Regions from separate parts of the Mus musculus genome. Here region 2 is linked to region 1. A link is a loop called in an ENCODE intact Hi-C map of the cell type or tissue named here. Cell type or tissue: left cerebral cortex. All regions are shown on one strand. Links, peaks and the distances in the headings refer to the core of each region. The heading gives the core; the rest is flanking DNA. Region 1 overlaps Zmynd8 (zinc finger, MYND-type containing 8). Region 2 holds the start of Gm11465 (a long non-coding RNA gene).

The links. Hi-C counts contacts between places; a loop is a spot of excess contacts. Peaks named below come from ENCODE experiments on the same cell type or tissue, not always from the same donor. Only the 100,000 strongest peaks of a DNase experiment are listed, where the experiment ranks them.
Region 2: it touches region 1 in a loop (5-fold over the local background); 5 of 42 quality-filtered maps call a loop at or near these places.

Annotation. Positions count from the first base shown.
Region 1 is chr2:165,815,447-165,825,367 of GRCm38, reverse strand. It overlaps Zmynd8 (zinc finger, MYND-type containing 8), which reads left to right. Exons shown (of 23, transcript NM_001363020.1): 12 at 4,680-4,826; 13 at 9,899-9,921. Among named protein-coding and RNA genes, the nearest start is that of Gm11465, 61 kb to the left of the region's middle. In left cerebral cortex, for the core only: a CTCF peak has its summit at 5,694 (motif pointing left); DNase peaks (open chromatin) are centred at 5,718, 6,201, 6,840, 7,707 and 2 more places; H3K27ac peaks cover 7,074 bases.
Region 2 is chr2:165,873,080-165,883,000 of GRCm38, reverse strand. It overlaps Zmynd8 (zinc finger, MYND-type containing 8), which reads left to right. Exons shown (of 23, transcript NM_001363020.1): 2 at 7,226-7,296. Gm11465 (a long non-coding RNA gene) reads right to left here and starts at 1,593. Exons shown (of 2, transcript XR_003953963.1): 1 at 1,514-1,593; 2 at 550-1,296. In left cerebral cortex, for the core only: a CTCF peak has its summit at 8,035; DNase peaks (open chromatin) are centred at 6,780, 7,207, 8,002, 8,336 and 10 more places; H3K4me3 peaks cover 7,401 bases; H3K27ac peaks cover 7,896 bases.

The sequences.
Region 1 (9,921 bases), core at 959-8,958:
CTAACTCTTTCCTAGAGACCCCATTGAGAATGCTAATGTGTAGTATGGCACCGGCCTGAGCCTACAGACCCCTCTGAGCTAATGGCGCTTTGGTCTTGGCTTCCCGCTATGGGGCTGCTGTCAGGGAGGCAGGAGAGTGTTTTCACAGACTCCGCTTTACTGTGAAATCAATAGTTGTCATAAAATGGCTGTCCATGACAAATACTAAGTCACTAACGAACCCTCCCTCCCATGGCCAGCTCTCCTGAGGAATTGCATGGCGTGCTATTAAACCTCAGGCACTTACCCACAGTCACGGAGGGAGTGGACTGTGATTGACAGGTGATAGGGTCAAGGGACAGCAGAGAACCTGTTGTGGCCTTGACCTGCTCTGAGCTTTCTGCTCACGTGCACTGGTGTCGTGCTTCTCTGGGTGGCATTCACACTTTGTGTGTGTGTGTGTGTGTGTGTGTGTGTGTGTGTGTGTACGTACACGCTCCAGCACTTGTGTGCAGGTCAGAGGACATCTTGCCGTTGTCAGTTTTCACCATGTTCGTCTCAGGCTTTAAACTCGGGTCATCAGGCTTGCTGGCAAGTGCCTTTAGCAGCTGAGCCACCTTGGTGGCCCCAGGTGACCCTTGATTAGCACTACTGGTCTGTTTTGTTAAAGTCCCCCAAGGCCTGAACTACTGTGGTATGGTATGGGGCTTTTTGTTATTTGGCTCTGACACAGTGTGGTCCAATTGCTGCTACAGGGAAGCCCCAAATATACATACACACACAGACATGTGCCAACTGTCCAGCCTTTATGTATTGGCTTATTGTGTGTGTCCCTGTCCTCTATCTAGTATGCTTCTGTTGTGATGAAACACCATTACATACACACACACACACACACACACACACAGAGCAAACAATGGCCTTGCCCTTGGTTTTTTTTTTTTTTTTTTCTTCAGGAGTGGAGTCCTCTGGGCTTGGGCTGTGTGCAGCTTCTGTTTGCAATTCACTCTTTTTTGTTTGTTTGTTTGTTTTTTGAGACAGCAACGGGGAGGTCTCACTCTAGCCCTGACTGGCCTAGAACACACCATAAAGACCAGACCGGCTTTAAAAATAATTAAAGATTTATTTGTGTTTGCTTTTATGCGTCTGAGTGTTTTGCCTGCACCCATGCATGCTTTTTTGCCTGCAGAGGCCAGAGCAAGGCATCAGGATGCCCTGGCACTGGAGTTACTGATGGTTGTGAGCCACCACGTGGGTGCTGGGAAGCAAGCCCAGGTCCTCTGTAAGAGTGACAAGTGCTGTTTACTGCTGAGCTGTCTCTACAATCCCTTAGGCAAGATTTGAACTCACAGAGATCTGTGTCTGCCACCAGAGTGCTGGGATTAAAGGTGTGTGCCACATCTGACCTATTTTTTCCCCCACTATACTTTGATTCATCTGTGCCTGTATATGCATGCATTGTGCAAATTTGTCATTGACATGTAAGGTGGTCAGAGAACAAACCTATGAGAACCAGTCCTCCCTTCCATCATGTGGGTCCCAGAAATGGAAGACATCTCTGGTCCTAAGACTTGGTGGCAAGCACCTTCATTCACTGAGCCATATAGCTGGCCCACCTTTTTAATTTTGAACTTGACTTTCAAGGAAACATGGTGCGCTGGTTGACTTTTTGTGTGGTGACACCTTTGCTTTCTGTGTTTGGGATCCTGTCACCTTTCATGTCTGACCTCCTCATCACATCTCTAAAGGCCCAAGTGGAGCCCTGTTTCAACCTCCTTGTTTATGTGACTGACTGCGCAGCTAGAGAAGCCTTGGTTTTTATCCCCGGGGAAAGTCCGTTCCCCGAATCGTCTTTAACTATCACAAACAGCAGTGAATGAATTATTTAAAATGTTCTTGTAGTAGTGATTCTACGGAAAGATGCCTCATTTGGGGCTTGACGTCTCAATAAAGTACTTGTCTTAGGAACCTGGGGACCTGATTTGCTGCCCGGGAGCCATGTAAGAATTGGAGGCGTGAGGCATGGGGGTGTGTGTTTGCGACCCCAGTGCTGGGCAGGAGGCAACTGGGTCCCTCGGGCTTCCTACCAGCTAGCCTAGCCTGCTCTGGGGGTAGCTCCAGACGAATGAGAGGCCTTGGCTCAAAACTGAAACAAGCAACCGGTAAGGAGGGATACCTCAGGCCACCCCATGTCCTGTGTACAAATATGCACACGTACTCTTCTGCACAAGCAGGCATATACACTCACACGGCGGCTCGCTCATTCTCATCCCTTGGTGTGACAAGCACTCTGTCCCGCTTCTGTTTCTAGCAAGTAGTGTGGAAATAACAGTAACACACACACACACACACACACACACACACACACACACACACACACACAGCAACAGCCCTCGGGGAAGGGAAGGCTGCCTGTTTACTAGGTCAAGCAGTCTGCTAATCCCTATGGTAAAATGGATTTTAATATTTACCAAATGGAGCTCTCAGGTTTTTTTTCCTTTATTTGTGTGTTGTGTGCTGACCTAGCAGATAGGTAGCTAATTGCTGCTCCGGGTCCATTTCCAGAGGGAAGGGGCGTCCACTCCAGGACTGAATCCATGTTTACTCCAGGAGTCAGGTGCTTCTCGTCAGGAGCAGCATTTGAGGCCAGGCGCAAACTCCTCCGCTCTTATTTATGTGTAAAGCTTATTTTTAAAGGCATTTATGCACACGAACATCTAGATCCAATGCGTGGATAGGCACACCACGTGCATGCGTTGCCCACGGAAGCCAGAAGAGGATGTCAGATTGCCCAGAACTAGAGTTACGGGCGGACGCGTTTAAATTTCATGTGAACTGGGTGGTGGTGGCACAGGCCTTTAATCCCAGCTCTCAGAAGGCAGAGGCAGACACGTATCTGAGTCTGAAGCCAGCCTGGTCTACAGAGTGAGTTCCAGTGTAGCCAGGGCTCCACAGAGAAACCCTGCCTCAGAAAAACAAAAATAATTTTGTGTGGATTAGTTCTCGCTCACATATATGTCTCTGTAACATGTGCAAACCATGCCTGCAGAGACCAGGAGTGTGTTAGATTCCCTGGAACTAGAATTAAAAATGGTTGTGATCTGACATGTGGGTGCCGGCGCCTGAACCCAGGTCCTCAGTAAGAGCAGCAGCCATTCTCAACCCCTGAGCCACCTCTCCAGTCCCCAGATGATAATTCTTCATGGCGGGGATTTTCCCATCCCTTATTTCATAACATCTGGCTCTGTGGCATTAGATGACTGCTGACTCTGCCCGAATCCCTGGCCATGGCTAGTAGAATGGACTGTGTGCGTTGCTCAGTATGTGCTGGTAAGGCTGGCACACACACAACTGGTCTCCATGGAGGAACTCTAGTAAGGAAATGGAAGTTGGCGACAAGAGCAAGCACACACACTGACACAGACTGCTCGGTGCTCTTGACGCCATCAACTGTTGAGTCAGTGTCACTGTCACCGATGTATGTAGATGTTTTTGTCGGCCCTGTCAGGTTATCCCTCTTCCCAAGGGAGCTGCAGACAGAGGCACCTTACCAAAAGTCCCGGCCAACCGTTAAGTGTCCACCATTGATTGAGCCTAGGTCTCTCTAGTTTTGAGTCTTCCCCTTATACTAAGAATCAAATCGCAAGACTGGAGGAAAGTCGCTCGGGATCACGGGTGTACCCGGCACTTACTGAGGATGCAGGATTGCTTCCCAGATCTCCCATCTCTTTGGTTCCGAGGGATCCTTGCGAACTCAGTGGGCACCTGGACTCACAGGCACCCTCAGTACACACACAGACAACACAGAACCAGTCATACCCACCCAGCCAAACGCATGAGCCTTCTTCCTCAGAATGGCTCTCTCTGCAGGGCTGGCTGGCTGGCCACCCGCTATGTAGCCGAGGTTAACCTTGAACTCGTCTTCCCGACCTGCTGCCTCACTACCAGGATTACAGGACAGCGCCACAGCAAGCCTACATTTCTGTAGTCTCTGATGGTGTCTTGTTTACTGCCCTCCTGGGCCATTTAGGAATTCCTGTCAGGAACAGATCTCCTTCGCATCTCCTATCTTCGGGTGCTGCCTTGTCAGGGCTCAGAAACGATGCTGGGCAGTGCGTGAGGGTAACCGGTCAGGACTGGGTGGGTCTTTAGGAAGCTCGTGGTCCCTCTTTGTTCTCCCTGTTTAAACACCTAAGGCATGGCAACATGGTCTGTCCTTCTTGCAGGAGTCTGAACCTCACTGAGAAATGAGATAATTTGCCAACATCTCTACCCCTTCACCCGATGCCCAGCTTGCTTTCCTGTAGCCCTCCCCAGGGCTGGTCAGAGACAGGTGGGGAAGGCTCTGAGCTGTCCCCAGACTCTTACCAATGGCTGTCATGCCTACATGCTCCTGACCCGTGCATACAGCATATGAGGGGGGTTTTGCTTATGGCTTAAACCCATAAACGGGCCAATGCAATTTCAGTGGCAGCCTAGCCATTTGGCTCAGAGCCTGTGTTTGGTGACAGCCCTTTGTTGGCAGTTCATGGCTGCCCATCTTCCCAGTCCCACCCAGGACCCTGAACAGCACTTGTGCAGTGAAGCACGCCACACCCCTTCTCTCCTGTCCTCAGCCCCGACCGACCGACCGACCCTGGGAGCTTTATTGGTTTACTGATCTGTAAAGCCAGCTTTCTAACCCTGACATACTTTTCTAGCTTCTCCAGCCTCCACCAAGACGGGGCAAGCCGGGAGCTTGTCTGGCAGCCCAAAGCCTTTCTCTCCGCAAGCGCCGACACCCATCATGACAAAACCCGACAAGACTTCCACCTCCACCACCGGGAGCATCCTGAACCTGAACTTGGGTCAGTGGCGTTTCAAGAAGTGTGTGTATGTGAGTGTGTGTGTCTGGCAGCAATGACCCTTTGTCCTTGAACTTCTCCTTTCTCTCTGCAGAAAATGTAAAGGCGTTGGTGGGTAGAGGGAGGCAAGGGGAAATCGGGGAACAGGGTGAGGAGGGGCTTCCTTGGGCAGAGCCTTGGCTTGCAAAGGTGTTTTACCACAGTATCCTGGGCCAGTCTTTACAAGTAATTCTTGGAAGCTAGTCCCACCCTGTGCAGATCCATGTGACTGAAGCAAGTTTTACAAGTCTTACTGTTTTGGGCTGGGTGTTCTGATACAGTTTCAATTCTCTTATGAATATGGGTGTGCTGCCTGTATGAGTGTCTGTGTGCCACATGCCTGTCTCTTGCCTGTGGAGGCCAGAAGGCATGAGGTTCTGCAGAACCGGAGTTGCAGATGGCTCTAAGTCACCATGGCAGTGCTGGGACTCAGTCCTGAGCCTCCAAAGTTACAGCCAGTGCGGTTTAACTGAGGAGGCATCTCTGTAACCATTTCTCATTTTATAAAATGTGAATTCTTTCATCTGGATTGAGCTTGCCTTGTAGCTCAGGATCACATGATCCTGTCTTTACCTTCCAAGTGTAGTTATTGGCATGTGCCACCAGGCCTGGCTCCACTTGGTATGGGGTGTGTGTGTGTATGTGTTTGAGACAAGGTCTATGCATATAGTTCTAGTTTGCAGTTAAATTTCTATGCAGCCTAGAGTGGCCTGCATAGCAGGGAGCAAGGGGCAGAAGGTTAGAATTTCTGGGATCTGTACAGGTTGGCTGCTATAGGCCTGTAGTTTCCATATTTCTGAGTAATTGAATGCTGCCACCTAGTGGCTACAGACTGGAGGTGCAGCTTAGTGTCTGGTGCTGATGATGACCTCAGCGCAGAGATCCACCCAGCCCCAGTGGATCCCCTGAGGTTGAGAGCTAGCCTTAGAATGTTCGGAAGGAGCAGGGGCCCTGGGCCACTGGAGCAGGTAGGGATCAGTGGAGGGAAGAGCAGGGGCAGGAGGCCACAGAGAAAGCCACTGCCAAGGGGTTGTGATATTCCAGACACCTTGGGGGGAGGGAGGCCACCTGTATATGGTATTGAGTTCACAGCACCATCCAGGCCACACCACTTGTTCCCAGGGCAACAGGACTAGCGGCCACCAGGTGTAGTCCAGTTTCCTACCTTGCCTTATGGCTGCAGCTGGACAGCCAGGGTCCTTGCTAGGACTCCATCCAGAGCCACCAGCTGGTTCCTCGATTGATTCAGAAGGGACCCGATTGCTGCCTTGGGACATTTGTTCTAGAAATGTGGTTTCTTTTCTCAGGGCCTCCTCCCACCTTCACACTCTGAACAGAAGCTCTGTGGAACAGAGGCGTTCTCGTGGTGACACTTCCTTTCTGCCAATCACGCCTGGCAGGAATAGCTTATTCCGTAAACCACGGAGCCCACTGGGCATCCTTGTGGTATCCTGGGTCTTTGAAGCTTGAGGTACAGCAGTGGTGGCTCAAAGGTGGCTCTGGGGAATCCATGATTTTTGTCCTGTGACCCCTCCAACCCCCATAATTCCTTCTAGAGTACATGTCTCATTTCATTCAGTCAGGTTGAAAGCGTCAGACACGTGGGTGGGTTCCTAGGGTGGGGTTTCAGCCTCATAGGTAGGGGCTCCACTGGGGACCCTGGAGAATGCTGTGCGTGGTGGTGGTGGGGGGGGGAAGGTTGGAGGGAGGAGGGGAGTGTGCGTGATTCTGTATCCACTCATGTGCGGTGAGAGAGTCCTGGAGACTGATGGTGAGAAACCACTGTCCAGCTAAGCAGGGCCAAACTGGAGACATGGGGCAAATCACTTCCCCATAAAGTAGGGGCTCACTATGTAGCCTTGGCCGGCCTTGAACTTGGCAATCTGCCTGCCCTTGTCTCTTGAGTGCTTGGATTAAAGGCCCCTCCCTCCCTCTATCTTTCTCTCTCACACACATTTTGCATGAATCTGTAGGGGTCAAAGGGCAGCGTGGGGAGCTGTTCTTTCCTCCCAGGTCCCAGGGCCAGACCCAGGCTGGTAGGTTTGTCAGTGTGATGCCTTTCATGGCCAATCCCCTTTGATGGGCCTTTTCTGATTTTGTTTTTTGTTTTTTTGGGTTTTTTTTTTTTGAGACTGGTTGTCATATAGCTATACCGACCTCAAGTCAAGGCAGGCCTTGAACTTTTGGCCCTCCTGCTTATCTCACCCATGGACAGGGGAAGCCGAGGAAGTTGGCACTCTGGACAATGCCAGTGTGTCCTTGTCCTCCGGCAATGGTCCTGCCAGCCTCGGGAAGAGCATCACTGTAGGTCAGAGAGAGCCTCCATCTCCATCCCTGTCTCCCAGGTGACATTGCCACCTGCCCTCCCTCTCCTCTGTGTCTGAGGTCTGAGTCTCATCCCTGGCAGTGTTTGTTCTCTAGGATGTGGCTGCCCCTGGCTGGAGCGAGCAGACAGTGGGGTTTTACACCACTGCACCGGTGGGACAGCACTCCCCACCACTAGGACTAAGACGGCCTTAGCCCCATGTCCCCATGTCCCCTGCCGTCAGCACTGATGCTGAGCACCTCAGGAACACCTGTAATCATATTCCCGTCCTGTCTCTTTCTGCCCACCCCAACCTTGGCTATGCCCCTGGTTTCCTTTTCCTAGAATGGGTTGCCGTTTGATGCCAACCTAGGAATCTTTCCCCCGCTGTGTTTTCGGCACTCCTGTTTATCCCGGTGCCATTTGAGGGTAATCTGGAGCCTTCATCCCTATGGGCATGACGTAGTTGTCCATTCCGACATAGCTACAGTGTAGGCATTTCTGCCCACATAGGAGGCAAATCCATAGAAGGGGAAGGGAGGGCAGGAGGCCTCACGGGCTTCGTGCGCATTTAGAGATGCTGCCAAGTTGCCCCCGTGATGTCGCTGTTCAGCTCTGTTCTCCCTCACAGAAATGGAGGAGCCTTTATCTAGCATGGCTATTTGTTCTCTCTGGCTTCCATTTATAGCAGGAGCTGAAGCATTCAAAATGCTGGTAGCCTAGGGGAGCTGGAGCCCACCCCAGCCTAGAAGGACAGTGTGAGAAGAGCTGATGCTCTCTCCTGCAGGAGGAGAGGCATGCCCCAGCCAGCACTCCAGGATGGGTCATTACGTCTCCAAAAGCCTTGGCCTTAGTCTTGATCCCAGCCCTCATGCCTTGGTCGCTTTCTTCTTACAGGATAAAATAGCTTACTGGCCAAGGGATGCCTTGCTTTGTAAAATGGGTACTTTGGATTCTCCTATTAAGAGTTTAGCCTTTGAGACATAGGCACACACAGTAGGCAGAGGCAGAGGCTCCCTGTTTGCTGTGTAGGTCAAGCTGTCCTTGAACTCCTGGCAATCACCCGCCCACCTTAAGGGAATGCTAAGGAGAGTGTGTGCTCTTACACACCTGTCCACAGCCCCATCGGCAGGCCAGGTCCAGCTGTCTTCCTGTGATGTGGGCTTATAGTGGTTAAGGCAAACTGTCCCCTGGTCCTGATTTCCCAACCCGGGTCCTCCAGACCGGCTGAGGTATGGGCTTCAGGTGCTTGGGGACAAAGGTGGACGAAGGAGAATAGCTTCCATCTCTTTCTCTGGAAGACTTAATGCTCTCTCCTCATCTCTGAAAGCCCCCGGAAGCATGCTTGAGTGTGCTCACGGAACACATGGAGTGGAGGCCATCAAGATGGGTGTTAGGTCCAGAAAGCAAGAGCAGACCTGCAGGTGGGACTTGCTTCCCTCTGGATCACAGACATACTATTCCAGCGGATCCTAGATGCACACAAGAACACATATGTGTGCATGTGTTCACGTGTCGTGTCTCCACTTGCTGTGAACATTTGCTACATACATTTGTGTGTCCGTGGTCTCGTGTTGGGGGCGGATTCTCTCCCAGTGGGGGCCATCATTGTGGTAACGAATGGGTCACAGCTCTTTGGGGCTTTCTGTCTGACTGTGTATGTGTGGGCTGGCAGGGGCTGCCAGGAGCTGAATGATGTTGGGGGATGCTGTGTCACGGGAAGGGGCCTGGCTGGGATCAAAATCAGGAACAGCTCCTCCTGTCCGGCTCTCAGATTGCTGAGTGGCCTCTCTGACAGCAGTGGAGGGAGGCCCAGGGTTTGTGGTAACAGAAAGGCAGCTCAGATCCAGAGGGAATGGGCTTGGAAGGGGTGTTTCTGTCACTGATAGAATCTGGGGTCAGCTGGGGTGGTTTGGAGGTGATGTTGCGGAGAACAGATCAACCAAAGGGCTTTCAAAGCCCCAGCAAAGCTCCCTTCTGCACCACCGCCTCCTCTCCTCTTTGGGCACTGAGCTACATACAATTCAGGGAACTCACTAGTCTTTGGAAATCTGGTCTAGCTGGTCTGGCAGCCAGCATCTTGCCAGAGGTAGCCAGGGAACCGGAGACCTGAGTGTCAGGCTGACCTGGCTCGCCTGAGAAGACTTTTCAGCCCAGGTCAGTACCACAGGAGTTGTCCCCTGCCTCTCTCCCAACCTGCCTTGGGTGCTGACGCCCAAGCTAGAAAGGACAGGTTCCCTAATTCCTATCTTTGTTGTTAAGTCCTTAGCCAGGACAGACAGGGAAATGGAAGTTAAGCTCTGGAGACTGCAGGGACATGCTCAGGGTGTCTGTCCTCTTGGGGGTACCATGTCTCATGCCAGAAGGAAGCTGTCTTTAGACCCCAGCCAGGCAGGTGTTTCCCTCCTGTTAATTGAGGTTGGATAGATTATTGGCAGCTCTCTCAATGCAGCTGAGCCCGCGAATGTTACCAGCAGCTGGGATAAGCATTTTCTATACTCAATCCTTTCGGGGCCGGGGCCGGGGGGGGGGGGGGGGGGGGGGAGTTAGCCTGCCCGCCACGTGTTTCCTGTTGCTCTCCGCCACGCCACAGCGGGCATGCTGTTTTCTCTGGGCAGCTGGATGCTGCTGTGGCTGAATATAAAAACGTAATTAGCACCCTGCTCACCTGAGTGGTGGGTGGTGGAGTGTGAGAACCTGGTCTGATTGAGGCTATACTGGTGTCTTCCAGATCGAAGCAAGGCCGAGATGGAC
Region 2 (9,921 bases), core at 1,511-9,510, 57 kb before region 1:
AGAGCCCCCCCCCCCCACACACACACAGGGCATGTGCCTGCATGTGCGCCTTGTGTTTTCATATGTAAGTTTTATGGTGTTTACATCTAGAACAGAAGCCTAGCCACTCCCAAACTAGGTTTGGCTTAGAACCCACTGACCACTAGATACAGCCTTCACCTCCCTGAAAGTCTGGGCCACACACCCCTGTACATGTTGGCTTTGCATTTGCCCTACTTTTGAGGCTGCAGCTAGAATCTTAAAGTCCTCACCTTCAGGGTCCACCTGGAAACTCACCACATCTAGTTCCTGCTTTGAGACCCAGTCAGGCTGCATGGAAGGGCTGTCTCTGAGCAGTGGTTATCCTAGGCCAACGGCACAGACTCTTGACTTTTTTTCTTCTAGTGTTCAGGCAGCTGAAGCTTTGACATCAGTTGAAAAAGGTTCACTTAGTAAAGAGAGACGGACTAAATTATCAACTGGGCAGTCTGTGTGGGGCAGGCCGGTGTCGCCGAGTCAAACACAGGTGGGGTATAATGTTCTTTAAGCAGTGCCTTAGCCGCACACAAGTTCTGTTACTCTCTTTATTCTTATCTCCTTGCTGTAAGTGGAAATTACAAACTGAGTTTCTTGAGGCCTCTGCAGATCCAGTGGCTAGTCACCAACCTCCTGGTTTGCCTCTCTCAGCCTTTGCGTAACTTCTTGGGCTGAAAGGAAACTTGAGGGCAAAGCGTTTGTCCTCTAAGAGCACGCATTAAAATGGCTCCTACAGGTTTGGGAAGCCAGGATCTGTTTGTGAGTGTGAACCTCAGCCAATTTCCCAGCCCTGACTCAAGCTGGCTGCTTTTCCTCGTGGCCACCACAGTGCCTGGGGTTGGTAAAAAGTTAATTGCTTTCGAAGTAGCATTCTTTTCCAGTTACTAAAGGGGGAACTAAAAAAAAAAGTCTGCATTGCAGTTGGACCGGGTGGGATCTTAGTGCAGGCCCACAGATTAGCCCAACGGGGTTCCCCTTTCTTCCTGTTCTCTTAAGCCAGCAGATTTAGGGGAAAGGTTAAAGATTGGCATTTGCAGTGGCCTGAGTAAGGACTTCTGGAAATTTCTACCATTTGTTGTTGTTGTTCCTTTTAGGAAAAGCAGGTGGCCAAGCTGAGGAGTCTCTTGCATTCCATCCTTAGGACTCCCCCATCCCCCACTTCGCTTTCCCTCATCCAGGTGGAGGGTTCAACACTTGTGCAGATTGCCGAGGCGAAAACCAAACGGATGGGCTGTTTTCCTTTTTCCTCCTGCCTTCTTGGTCCCCAAAGAGGATGCACAGCTGCAAAGGGACAGATACAGACACTGATGCACGCTCGCTCTCTCTCTCTCTCTCTCTCCCCCCCTCTCCCCCTCCCCCTCCATCCCACTCTCCCTCCAGCTCCCCTACTCAACTCTCTCCCCACCCCCACCCCCATCTCCTTCTCTCCCTCTACCCCCTTCCTCTCCCTCTCTTCTCTCCCCCCCCCCTTTCCCTTCAGTGACTCCCTCCCTCTCACCTCTCAGCCTTCTCCCCACCCTCTTTCCCCCGTTTAAGACCTTCTGAGATGGGTACGCCATTCTGCTTTGGGAGATGAAGTGGCATTCATGTGGGGGGAGGGGAGCAACTGCTTTTATTAGCTCCAGAAAATGGTCAGTGCTCCGTCTTAACTAGGAATTAATTACATATAATCACTCACTAAACTTTCTTCAGGGTTTTTTTTTTTTCTCCCTTCCCCTAATTGTAGAGCAAGAACATTGCAGAAATGTTGCAGCCAAGTCTAGCTACTTTAATAATCGACGACAAAGATTTGAGTCAGAAAGAAAGCACTGAGTTCCCTTGGATTATAAATTAGAGATAAAAAGAATGGCCTTCCTCTTTCTTCCAGAGCCTGTGCAGCATCCGGTCCTAAGTAAAAGGTGTGTGTGTGTGTGTGTGTGTGTGTGTGTGTGTGTGTGTGTGGTGCCATATTTTAGAAGGCTGGGTGCTGGTGGTAACCCTGGAGGCAGGCTATGTTTGGGAAGTCCAACCTACTCAAATGTGTGATCTCTTTTGTTTCTGTTTGCTTTCTTTCCCCTCCTGGCTCCTCTGACCGAGGCACCCGGTTGCCAGTCCCTGGATCTCTTTGCCTCTGGTTGACCCTGAGAAGAAAGACACATTCAAGGGGCCCCCTCTCCATGGCTCAGATGCGAAAGGCAGTGGTGGGTTTAGAAGCCTTCATGGTTGTTCTTCAAATGCAAAAGCAACTCAGGAGTTACCCTTGGCCTCAGGTTGCTGGGCTCAGTCGGGCTGCCCTTCCCCCTCCTCGGCTTCAGCTCTCCCTTCCAGACAAACAGGGAGGCCCTGCCAACGCTGCAGCTCGCAGGCTGCCAGGCCGGCCTTCCTACCCGGATCACCTACCTGCAGGCCGGCTCCCAGCCAGCGGCCAGGCCTCGCCCGGCTCAGCCTTGGGCATGGCGCCCTTCTTTCTCCTAGGTGCTGAAAAGGTGTCACCTTGAAGCTCCTTGCTCCTAGTGCTAGAGGGATTCTGAAACTCTCAGACCTTAGCAGTCAATAACATTGGCCACCATGAGGCTATTATTAATAGTTCGGCCTGTGAAGGGGGCTTTTACAAGATGCATTGTTACCCCTGCCCCCCGACTCTGTGTGTGTGTGTGTGGGGGAGGTGGACAGAAACCTCTTTTGTGAGAGTCTTCCGTGGACTTGGGTCAGTCCTCTGTAGATTTGAGGGCTGTCTGTCCTTGCTGATCCCCGGCTTCAGGAGTGGCTGCTGTTATTTGGTGGTGGCAGATTTTAGGCTCACAGACTTTCTACATTTTTACCCTGGCCTCAGACAGAGGTGCAGCCCTGTAGCTTTGGCGTCTTAGATGCCTGCTGTTCTGGGAGATTTCTTATTCACCTGGAGAAGTGATGTGGAGCTGTGCTGCTCTGGACTCAGAAGGGCACACGAGCTTCCTCCCGCTGCAGCCTGCTCTCTAGGACAGATCAGCCTTGCAGAGACACCTGTCTGTCTTCACATTATGCCAGGGGACCGCGTAATTCCTAACCTTCCACTCACCTCAGTGCAGGGTAAGGGGGCCCCAGCACAGTCTCCCGAGGAAGGCTGGACGCCTGAAAGGGAAGGCTTTTCCTTAGGAACCTGTGACTTCACTAAGTCTCCCTGCCACTGACTGCAGTTTGTTGTTTTTTTTTTCCCCCCTTCCTTCTTTTTTTATTCTTCAAACGTTGGATTGTTGGTGTCCTTTGGTGGAGCGTTTCCTAGTTCTGATGTTTATGAAGGCGGCTTTGGAGCTAGCAGGGCTCCTTAAACATGAGCTCAGCTATTGAACACACTGCTACCATTTTAGTTCAATACAGGAATGAGGCACTGTTGCCAGCCGCCATTTTAAGAATCCTGCATAAATAGCTTAGCTCCGATGACTGCCCGTTTTAGGTGAGTGATTGCAGATTTGCTAACCGTCCCCCCTCCCCCAATTAAAGGAATTTCTTTGCAGATTGAGAGGAGCATGCTTGGTTTGGTTTTGTTTTTGTTCCTTCCCCCCCCCCCTTTACATCTCGATGCTGACGGTGGTGACATGGGGGGAGGATGCTGTGGCTTGGGTATCAACTATTTCTTACAGTCTGGACCCTTTTGGTCTTTTTGAATGAACGTAAAACCTAGGGGAAGCGCTTGGGACTGGTTGCATGATTTCCTGAATTGCTGTGTGATATTCTTCTGACTAGGGCAGCGAGGTCTTGTGCATGCTGGTTCTGTGTTCTTGCTGCCTTACAGATTGTTATAAAGTCAAGCCGTAAGGACACTTGGGAGAAGCAGGATCTGCCTATTGTATCTCCATCCAGGATCTCCCCTAACACCCTGTCACATAGCGAGGCTTTTCCTTCTCTCTTACCCTTTTGGAACCAAGTGTTGAAGGGGTGAGATGCCTGGGAAACCCGGACCATCCCTGAGTCCTCAGAATGAAGAATCAGAAGGGCTAAGGGTTCCTGGAAGGACAGGAGTGCAGAGTAGCGCATATGCAACTTTTAATTGCTTCTTTCTCCCTCCCCAGTGCGTGTAGGTTTAGAAGCCCAGATTTCTTGCTCAGGGAAGGAGTTATGTGGGAGTCTTCTTTTTGGGCAAGGGGACGAGATGGACTTGACCGTGTTGGCAGGTTTTGGTTCTTCTTTCCGGTGCCTGAAATGTAGCAGTTTGTGGATCCCCCCAGCAAGTGCGTTGGGTAAATATGAGCTTAGTCCTGATGCTCGTGCCTATACAATGTATGCAACTAGTTGATAATTTTTTTTTTTCCTTCTTCTTGGCTTATTTCGCTCTGTTCTCTATGTGTCCATTCACCCTTTACCAGACCTTTACAAAATAGAAATGTCAGTTTGGAAATGGGACTTGTGTCTTTGTGGATGGAAATGATCAGGGTTGTTGGATTCTAGCAGTCGGGGCAGAGGGCAGGCTGTGTGGCAAACAGGGGTGCGGGCGGGCGGGGGTGGGGGGTGGGGGGGTGGGGGGTGGGGGTGGGGGTGGGAGGGGAGCGGCTGCATATGCTAAGACTTTTAATGTGTTAATGGCAAAAGTTCAAAGTATTTTCTCCAGCTGCAGTTTTCTTTCTAAAGATTGTTATTTGGCTGCCCGCCCCCTACTTCCACCCCACAATCTCTAAACAGCTCTTAAACTAAATTGCCCAAGATCTGTGGGGGCATTTGGAAAGATACGACTCTTTCTCATCAGCACTTTTGATATGATTATTTATAGTTCTTCCTTTCCAGTAACACACCCGGGCTTAACCCTGAGCAACAACAACAACAACAGAAAGAAAAAGCAAAAGAGAAAGAAAGCCGAGATTGTGGTGTGGGCAAAGGGTAGGCCCTCAGATGTGGCTGTTCAAAATGACTAGTTTTGAATTTTGGTCTTTGCTTTTGTAAACCAAGTATTCTTTCTTTCTCTTCCCCCACCCCCTTTAAATTCAGACACTGCAATCGTCAATGTAGTCAAATACAAGTTGTGCACTTGTGCGTGCATGTGTGATGTGTGTGTGTGTGTGCACACATGTACTCGCACAGATGGGGGTTGCCTTTGAAGGGATGGCTTGCAGTTGTGGGAAAAAGATGGTTTTCCTCAGTAGTGCTGGAAGATTCTAGGCTCAAAAATTGATGGTGCTGTTGCTAAGTCAGGTGGCTGTGGCGGTCACTTGTGATGCTTGGGGAGATGAAACAGCTTACCCCCCACTTCTGTTTCAGAATTGATTATCTTAAACTCAGCAGCCACCACGAAACTGCTTTGCATTTTCCTTGCTTCTCAGCTGCATTCCTGCCTGAAGTATTCAGCCACGTAATTGTTCTCTTCAGTGCGGGTCCTCTTCCTTGATCAATACACCTTTGACTGTTTCCATCATAGCAGAAATCCTTCAAGTGGGTCTCCAGTCTTTTGTGTGTGTGTGTGTGTGTGTTGTATGTTAGCTCTGAGATTCATAATTGTTTCTTTCCCCACTGGTACTTTTCAGTTGGAGCACAAATTAGTGTTGTACCTCATCGCTCGTTCAAAATATGGGCGGGATCCATTTTTCATGCCTCATGCTAGAGAGGGCAACAGAATGCCAGTTGCTAGGAAGATCAAGGTTATGGGCTGTGCTTTTAAAGTTAACCATCTACCTCACCTCTGGCTGCAAGAACCGCCCTTTCAGCAGCACCCAGGCAGATGACCAGTGTGGTTCAGGCAGTGTTTCTGAGTTGCAGGTGTTCTCCTGAAGCTGGAGTAGAAGGTGCATCTTGTCCATGTCCCCTGGATTGTTCCATGTTGGTGACATGCTCAGGTCTGGCAATCAGGCTTCTTTTGAGAAGGATCACCTGTGAACAATGTGTCATTATCTCCTTGGTGATTTGGGACATTGGTCTCTCTACAGATAGATGCAGACTAAATGAAATTGTTACCTAGGCTCTGTATCAGAATGCTAAGTGTGTTAATTTTCAAATTTAGACCCAAACTACCTTTCTCTCTCTTCTCTCTTGGGACTAGTTAAAGTCAGGGGACTCTCAGCTCCTGTCGTGTGCAATAATCTTTTCTTTTTCTGCCTAGTTCCTGTCTTGAGTTTTGTCCTCCCCTACACACCTGGAGCTCTCCCAAACAGGACTCCATCTTACCCCAAGCTTCCAGGCTGGAGGCTGCCTTTCTGACACAGAGCACGGGACGCAGACAGCACAGCCTTCTCAGCTGTTTTCCTCTCTTGCCTTCCCAATGGAAAATTCCAGCCATGTCCATTGGTGATGCGCCTATTTTCTTCTTGCTGAACCCTGCTCTGCTGGGATGGCACCTAGAGCGGTTGCTTAGCATCTCCCTAAAGCAGCATCTTGGAATGCCTGAGACATTCTAGCACTTGCCTATAACAGCAGCTCTATCTGCTTTTCCTTCTGCTTGGCTTGTGAAGTGTTAGGTTGACAGGGCCTGCTCTGTTGAACCTGTGTTCCAACGGGGAGGCAGAGAAGGTTCTGGGTGACAGACCTTCCTAGCTAAGGGGGGCCTGCCTTTCTCCTTTCTTAGCCCAGCTTTCCACTCAGCCTGCGTCCTTTAAATAATCCTTCCTCATTCCACTCTCTGTGCTGAAGTGTAATTAGTCACAGTTCAGAAGGAAGCCATGCCTGGTGGGATTGAGACTGCCCAGAGACCCTAGGGTCCTGATGCCTGTGATAAAGGCTGCTAGAATCTGGCCATGTTTTTCTACTTTGTAATTTAACCGGTATGTCTTTCTTTTTTTTTCACCCCATGTTCCTGACTCACTGGGGAGCTGTTCGGTTCAGGATGGGGGAGGCAGGGAACCACTGGTAGAATTCTAGGTGCCTCCGAAAGGTTTCTCTAACCTACCTTCAGTGGCTCCCTGGTGTTAGCAATGAGAGACTTGCTAATTTGAAGGCTGGGCTCTTTAGGATTGAAGCTGGTAGGTGGTACTTGAGTTTCTAAACTAAAAACCACGTCCCTTACAACCTCTTAATGAATTAGGTACGACGACTGAAATATTAATTTGACTTTTTAAGAACGTATTTTTAGTATTCTGGTATTTTAAAGAAGTCCTTTGGCATCTTTGCACTTGGTTGAAGTCAGGTGTGTCCCCTCCCCCACCCCCCACCCCCTTTCCATAAGGAAGGATGGCCCTGAGAGAAGGCGGTTTTGCTCTCTGGCTTCGCAGCAGCTGCCCCCACAGAGACCATTTGCAGCCTACCCTAACATACATAATCTATTCTATTTCAGCTTGGCTGAAGAGGAAATAAAAACCGAGCAGGAGGTGGTGGAGGGAATGGATATCTCTACTCGCTCCAAAGGTGAGTCAAAAATCTCAGATTATCTACTGCGACCTCCAGGAGAGGGGGATTTCTTTTGTTGTTGGAGAGAGGTGACACATGGCTCTCTGAGCCGCCAGCCGGCCGAGACACTGTAGGGTCTTTTGATGGATGGACCTAATTTCTGGAGACATGGTTCAGTCTAACGTCCTTCCCTGCCCTGCCTGTGTAGGTGTGCCGACTTGCCCGGCATTGCCCTGTGGTAAATTTTGGGTGTGTGTCTGGGGCTGTGGGTGCCTGCCCGCCAGTCTCTTTCCCAGAGCGATTCTCACAGGAGTCTAAATGTGCTTTCTGCAGACGCCACTGAGGTCTGCAGCTGTGGCAGGCTTCCTGATGGTAACAGCAGGCCTCTGGGCAATCGGTGGGGTGGAGTGGACCAGCTTCATTGGAAAATGGTGGCCTTGGTTGGCAATTACAAGGGAATGAGGAGGCCAGTGCCTGTGTTGGGAGCAAACCTTGGTCTCTTCTCTGTTTATTCTGTTTGCTGAGAGGGGGAGCCTGTAGTGGCCTGGGCCTGCCTTGCTGCTCAGTGAGAGTTTGTGGGGCACCCCAAGGGGGGTATTTGCTTGTGCCTTGGGCGCTCTGACCAGCAGCCCTTTGGAGGACTGTCACGGGTTTGCCACAATAGCCTAGCGGCTGTGCTGAGCTGGTCTGTTCCCTCTGCTGCAGCTCCAGGCTGTGTCTGGGAGGTGGGAGGGGCTGCGGGGAGGGTTGTTACAGATCCTTCCAGGAGGAGGCTCTCATCTGGCCAGGAAGTCATAAAATAGCACTTCCTAGAGGCGCCTGAAAGAAAAGAGAGCATCCTAGAGCTTTAAAAAAAAGAAAAGAAAAGGCGGTCTATTATTTGGGTCAAACTAGGGGTCAGGTGGTCACACAGAGCTGGCTGGGAGGAGGGAATGGGAGGAGGAGGAAGAGGAAGAGGAGGAGGAAAGAGGAAGAGGAGGAGGAGGAGGAAGAGGCGAGGCTCATTGGCTTGTCCCCTGCCTCAGCTGTCCCAGCATGTATAGGTCATCTGAGTTTCATTGTTCCAAGTGGCGAGGAACCCAGGGAGCTGGGGCAGGGTGTGGCTTCCCACCAGAGCCTTTGCAGACAGTCGGTCAGGACTGACTGAGGCAGCCCCTTGAAGGCCTGCTGCTGTGATCAGGATTGGCCTATGAGACGTGTTCTGATGACACGGGACAGAGAAGAGAGGATGAGGGAGAGAGAATCCATAAAGAGGGGGGCCGGGTGGTGTTGGGTCTTCATCTTTGTCTGTCTGTCCATCTGTCTTCTGTTTACTTCCCTTTCTTTTTCTTTTTGGAGGCAGGGTCTCACGACACAGCTCTGGCTGGCTTAGAACTCACTCTGTAGATCCTGTTGGTTTTGAACTCACAGAAATCCACCTGCCTCTGCCTCTGCCTCTGCCTCCTGAGTGCTGGAGTTAAAGGTGTGTACTTGCTATTTCAGGTGCCTCCTACCTAAGGCTGTCTAGGATAAAGGTACTGGTATGTTTGAAGGCTTGTGGGACAACACAGGAGCCTTCTAGTGTTTGGCCTGTCTAATCCCCTTCTGGGGTGAGTGGTACCCCACCCTGCAGGTGAGAACACCAGAGTCTCTAATGGGTGTTCAGTCAGGGAGGCTGTGTCGAGACTTCCTCATTCCTGGACTCTCCTCAGGAGGCAGAGTAAAACCTCCAGAAGGACCACAGTCATAGGCCACCAACTTGGGAAAAGTCCCCAGGGACCTGCCTGTCTTGCCCACTGTGGAGACCTTTTCTGTCATTACACACCAAGAAGTGCCTGGTTCGTAATGAAATGCTGTTTTCCCTCTGTCTGCTTGCCAGCTCTGGATGACTTCCCCAGGGCACTGAGGACCGTTCTGTAGGGCTGAGGGGATGGCTCAAGTGGGAAAGTGCTTGCTGAGGCCCTGAGGTCATGTCCAGAACTTATGTAAAAATCCTGCCTTGAGTCTCTGGTCTCAGTGTGAGGCCTCTGGGGAAATACAGTGGGTGGACAGACAGACAGCACCTGAGTAAGGCCTGAGGTTGACCTCGAGACTCCATCCGTGTGTGCACGTGTACACAGGCACCTGTCCTCACTCAGGTTATCTTCCCTCCACCCACCTTCTCGTATCCTTCTGCTTGTCGTCTCCAATGTCACCAGGACCTGCCTCTCCATTTCCCTGTGACACCCGTTCACCTGTACCATCTCTTCCCAGCTTTGTTCCCTGTGTCCTTCTGTTTGTCCTTGGGAGTTTGTGTCTCTGTCTTTCTGGAACATGCTGTCCTGGGTTCTGGCAGCCTGCTCCGGATCACACAGATTCAACACAGATGTTGCTAGAAAGGCTTTCGGTGGCTGTCCATTCTGAGGGAGCCGTTCTCCCCTTTTGAGTCCTGGTTTTAGAGTAAGCTCATTTTAAGAGTTTTAGATTTCAAGAATCCTTATGCAGCCCTACTTCACCCCACCCCCCTTCACCCCTCTCTAGGCTGCCTGCTTCTGTCCGACTTGGCACATCTAAATGTCCTGGATTTATAAAGCCCACACTGGATTCGGACTTCCTCAGTTTTCCTGGCAAAGGCCCCCTTTCTCTTCTGGAATGCTCTTGTGACGCTCTGTGACACTGACTGTC